Linked DNA regions of Homo sapiens: region 1 is linked to region 2. The links are chromatin contacts, found by Hi-C or POLR2A ChIA-PET in ENCODE. All regions are on one chromosome and are shown on one strand. Each heading gives the region's core, a stretch centred on a gene start or an enhancer-like site at or near the end of the contact. The rest is flanking DNA. Distances are from core to core; before and after follow the strand shown. Region 1 overlaps HHLA2 (HHLA2 member of B7 family). Region 2 holds the start of HHLA2 (HHLA2 member of B7 family).

Region 1 (2,700 bases), core at 124-2,623, 49 kb before region 2:
AGATGTGAGGGAGAAAGGCAGAGAGAGGCAGCCTCTGCAATAGAATATGGCAAAAAAGAAATCCATATGCTAAGACTAATCAGACAGAAGAGAAAATTGAGGCCATTTCTACAAGCATAAAATAGCGAAAACAGAACAGCTCCCCCATACCCATCTTAATAGCTCCAGACTAAATTGACCACAGCCATCAGTACTAATTGTGACATGATGATGCAAACATCACTTGCAGTTGGGACAGATTCTCTAGCCTGCACATTAGTAACGCTCAAAACCATTTCACAATGTATGTGTACTTCACAATATCATGTTGTACACGATAAAAACATATAATGTTATCTGTCAATATATTTTTTAAAAGACTAGTCCTGGCCTCATAACTGCTGGTCTCAATCTGACCAGAGCCACAAGAACAGGTCAATTCTCTTTTTTGAAACATAAGAATGTTTTGCATCACTCTCATCATTATGCCAGTTCATGAATGTTCTGCACTCCTTTGAGGAAAAGCAGCTTCTAGGTTGCTACATTCTCCTCTGCATTGTTTTTACTTTCTGTGCCTCACCACAGTGCTCATGACACCGAGCTAGTTTGTAAAAGACGTCTTAACAAAGGAAAACTCTTTGTAGCATCCTGGGGATGTTCCTTAGCATCCACTTAGATTTTAATAAGATTGACTGTTTAGACAGAAAAAGAACAAAAGAACAATTTCAGGATTACCCTCTCTTTACTCAAAATATCTCTCCTGATGTTTCACAGTGAAATCCCACCATTTAGGGGATTTGTACATGTACTGAAACTTTGATCTCTAGGGGTGCTGTCTTTGCCTTCGGTTCTGTTTTGGTGTGTTTTTATTTTTGATTTTGGAAATCAAGCTAAGATTATGTGCTAACGTTTTGGGGGAGGTGAGGAGGTGCAATTGCAGGGCAGGAAGAGTGAGGGAAAAGGGGAAGTGAAACAAGGAAGAATGGAAAACAGATACTAGGTGGTGCTTGCTTTGCCAGCCACAGATTCAGAATGGAAAATAGAGCCACCTGCTCAGTCACAAGGGACAATCTCTAGACATGCTCCACAGAACCACAGCAGCTCAAAACAATCCATCAGAGGAAGAGAGCAAAAAGGAATTTATCTATAAGTTGCCCCCCAGTGGTTAAAGTTTTCCCCATTGGCATTAGCTCCTATGCTCTTCCTGGTTGTGCCTATGGCCCCTTGGGAAAAGCACTACGAAAGCCAAATGCCATGCCTTACTGTGTGGCATTTTAACTGTATGATGCTTTGTGTTTGAGTCTGGAAACAGGTGAAAGGTGAAACCGCAGTCTGTGTGTTTCCTTGGGTCATGTCTGGATTCTGCAGCTGCTGCACTTCCCAAGGAGGAAGGCATAATAGAGGACATGTTGAAGTTGGCTTTCCCAGAGGAGACGGGTCAGCTGGTGACATTTGGAAATTGGGGCTGGTCTCTTTTTGTCTAACCAGTTGAGGGCCCAAGAGACAAGAGAAACCCAGAAAATTTAGGGAGGCTCGTAAATTGGGTCCAATAAAAGTAGTTATTTTAACAATACCACACATTTACTATCTGATATTCTGTGAATTTGCAGTTAATCACCTACAAAGATCCCCTTTTACTGCTTTTATCAATTTAGTTTTCACACATGTGTTGCTTAGCTGCTGCTACCTGCTCACATAACTTCAGCCTTCTTTGGAGGATTGTACTTGGATGATGGAAGCTGCAGTTCTCAGGTTATGTTGCTTTGCAACTCCCTGCCCCAGTGGTGGCTTCAAGGCAAGAAACATCCTGTAGCCCAGAGCTCCCTTGGGTTCAGGCTGAGCCTTCACCTGAAGCCACATTTTTTTCTTAGCATCTTTCTCTGTGTCATCCTCCTTCTCAATCTTCCTTACAGCTTTCATACAGTTAATGAGAACACTGCTCTCTTTACTTGCCCTCAATTCCCCATCTTGGGAGGGGTTGGTTCCCTGGAAGCAGAGCCCAGGATGAAGCACTTGAATAGGAATCCACATTACACAAGGTGGGGTAAAGTCCAGGGAACTACTCCTGCTTCCAGGGACCATTTTCCAGCTCAGCCTTCAATCACGAAATGTTTCTTCTTGTCAAATGGGTAGATAATATAATCCTCCTTAATAGCTCTCTATATCAGAAAGAATATAGCTAGACAGAGTGGGGTTTTGTTGTTGTTGTTGTTGTTTAGCAAGAATGCTGCAAAGCCAAGAAAACAGACAAAAGAAATTGCCAGGGTTAACACGGCAGACAGCAGGCATTTTGTCGAATACATCAAGGTAGTGAGCAATTGAACAAAACTCCATTAAATAAAGTTAGTGTTGAACATGTGCACATGTGAGGCCAAGGACTTCTTAGTCACCTTTTTCTCTGTAAAACATATTGCTAGATGCCCATGGCACACCAAGTGCTTCTGGAAAGCCAGTGCACTCTTTCTGTACACTTCTACCCCCTGCAGTTCAGTGGGTTATCATCAAATAATTTAACAAAATGTTATGTTAATTGATTAAATGGGAGGACAAGACCAAACCTGGTCTATCTTCAATGACTAATTGAATAAGATGAATGCTTTGGAAAAGCTAAATAAAAGCAAGTCACAACAAAGATGAAAAAAAATCAGTTATTGTATTAGGTGTGGGAGAGACAATGGCAAAAGATTCAAAGCCAATTGTAGAGCCTAGGAGGAACTGGAC
Region 2 (2,700 bases), core at 162-2,661:
TCTGGGAATTTAGAGTTGACATGACAACCTCAGGAGGAAAAACACCTTGTTTAATGCTGTACTACGTGACCTACACCGGTCACTGACCAGAGCAAGGAGAAGCCACCCAGAATCACTGGTTAATGATCAAAATATTAAGCTATGGTCTATTTTAAGCACCTGGAGGAAAACTCAACACAGGAATTGGTTTCTTTCCCAGCTCAGGCCAACTGATAGAACATGCTGGTGGGCCACACGCCAAAAGTAGGCAGAGCCTTCATTCATGGATTTATTTAAGAGCCACCAAACTTTCAGGCTACTCAATATGATTATATAGGAAATCATTTGTCTTTTACATCTATATTCTGAAATAATAATATTTATTAAACACTTTCTACATACCAGGCACTTTGCTAAGCACTTTAATAAATTTCATTTAATCTTCACAGCAATACTAGTCTACCCCCATTTTACAGATTAGGAAACTGGCTCTGAGAAAAATATACAACTGGTTAATGATGAAGCAGGTAAATGCACCAAGGATTACTTGACTCTAGAGACTATGATCTTGACCACTACACTTTATTGCATCTTTTGATTAAAATATGCTTATAATGGGATATGACACCAATTTGCCATTCTGGACAGAAATTATTTCCTCCAAGTTTCTAGGAAATGGGAAGCTCAAGTTTGTTTTGTCAGGTACCAGTAACACAAAAAAACCTAAATTACCTGTTCATATTTTTTTCTATTATCCAAAGTCCCAAACAATAGAAACCCAATGAGAATTGAATCTTAACTTTTTGAATCTTGTTTTAGTTATTAAAAAATGACATAAACTTAATGATTCTTCCCTGAGACAGTGGAAATATCTAGGAGACTTCTAAGTTTCTTGTATTAGAATTCAAAGATCACGATTCTTCTGCTAGATAACCACTACTACGGTCCTTTTGTTTCCACCACAGAATGGAACGCAGTGCATCTTGGAGCAGCTAATAAAACTCTGTAGTGTAACTAGATGAACAATTACAAGTAAGAATACACTCTTAGAGATTTTTTTAAAGTTCGCAGATAATTTTCAAAACAAACATTGCTCATCCCTCTTTCACTGTCTTACCAGAATGTTAGGTATTTTCCTCATTTTTGCTAAGTTCTTTTATTTGAAATATATCAGCATGTTCCTTCAAGACAACCTTTTACTAAGTATTTGTTTGGTGCATATGCACAATACATAGTATATGCACTAAATCAATTTAAAAGATCAGTCACTAATTTTTTCCTAACGGGAAAATAAAGTGTCAACTAAAAACCACCCATATTTGATTTATTCATGCCCACTTTTAAGTTCTAGGTATAAACAACTTAGAAAGAAATCCTTACCTTACTTAGAAATTCATACCGTCTAGTCAAATGCTAAGTAGTCCATAAGAATAAACATTGAATTCAGCTATGAGTTTCTCAGAGAGTAAAGTCCAAGGTACGTTTGATTTGCTACCTATGACAGACCAAGGAAATCACATCATCACCAAGGACTCCCTCCTTCAAACTAAGCCCCACCCAGATCTGAGTCAGTACAGATCTGAAAAGTCCAGGAATTAGAAGATGCAGTTTCAGACAACATATTGAAACAGCTAAGCATTGAGCTGTGGGAGCAGTGGACTCTGGTTTCCATGCTATGGTGTCAGCTTCACCATCAACATGATACAGGCAACCTCCTGAGGTTGGACTGCCTGTGACCTGTCTAGCTTGCTGCAGAGTTGTAAAGAAAATTGTGTAGCTGGTTGCAGTGGGTGCCAATAGTTCTGTGAGAAAGAACCATAACCCTACACAAAGTTCATCTGCACCTACAATTCCCATTACAGTTCTGGTCGCTAGAACACCCAAGCTTAAACTCAACTTCAGAGAAATAAAGACCTCTCTGAATTCCACATGGAAAGTTGGGCAGTGCCCAGCCTCTATGCTGTCATATCATTTAATCTCTCTCTCCCTCAGTGTCACATGCATGGCATGCATGCACATACAACAGATGCTAAGAGTCATGCTTTACTCACTATTGTATCCCAAACAACTACCACTTACTTACTAGCACATAGTAGCTGGTCAATATCTGTTTGCTGAGTGCATGGGAGCAAAAGTTACAAAGTGAACAAAAATTACCTTAGGAGGACAATAAACAGGACCCTTCTGTCTGGAACAAAGGATGCCATCCAAGCCTTGGCACAGCACACAAATCCCCTGATCATATAATCATAGGGCCCTGTCTAGCTTTATAGCCTTTCGGCATTACTCACCACATCAACGTTAACCTCCTGCCACACATGCACACTCAGGGGAGAGGGCAAAGTACATTTGGGGAACTCCCCCTCCTCTTCCCCATCTCTTCCTTGACTTCCTTCTTCTCTAGTCAGAGTCATCCATAGTGAGCCTTCTGCTGCCCACTGGAAACTGGGTTGAAAGCGCCAGGGCTCTTCCTAGAATCCCCAAAGTCACCCACGCCAACGTTTTCTTTTTTGTTTGTTTTTGTTTTTCGTTTTTTTTTTTTTTTTTTTTTTTGAGACAGAGTCTCTTTCTGTCGCCCAGGCTGGAGTGCAGTGGCACGATCTCGGCTAACTGCAAGCTCTGTCTCCCAGGTTCACGCCATTCTCCTGCCTCAGCCTCCCGAGTAGCTGGGACTTTCAACCCAGTTTCCAGTGGGCAGCAGAAGGCTCACTATGGATGACT

What was found. Hi-C counts contacts between places; a loop is a spot of excess contacts on that map. ChIA-PET counts read pairs that join two places held with the same protein, here RNA polymerase II (POLR2A). Pooled maps may share reads with other maps.
Region 1: POLR2A ChIA-PET joins it to region 2 with 11 read pairs in activated CD4-positive, alpha-beta memory T cell. The contact joins the enhancer-like site here to the promoter of HHLA2 in region 2. A Hi-C loop is called at or near these places in 1 of 168 maps with a recorded cell type or tissue (naive thymus-derived CD4-positive, alpha-beta T cell), 6 of 37 single-sample maps with no recorded cell type and 12 of 50 pooled maps. POLR2A ChIA-PET finds 5 or more read pairs at or near these places in 4 of 52 experiments (WTC11, activated CD4-positive, alpha-beta memory T cell, activated CD8-positive, alpha-beta T cell and 1 more).

What each region holds. Positions count from the first base shown.
Region 1 is chr3:108,344,309-108,347,008 of GRCh38, reverse strand. All of the region lies in intron 2 of HHLA2 (HHLA2 member of B7 family), which reads right to left. Among named protein-coding and RNA genes, the nearest start is that of HHLA2, 49 kb to the right of the region's middle. Within about 2 kb of position 1,373, at least 3 of the 41 ENCODE cell types and tissues checked have a DNase peak (open chromatin) inside an H3K27ac peak, as active enhancers do.
Region 2 is chr3:108,295,259-108,297,958 of GRCh38, reverse strand. HHLA2 (HHLA2 member of B7 family) reads right to left here and starts at 1,411. Exons shown (of 10, transcript NM_001282556.2): 1 at 1,360-1,411.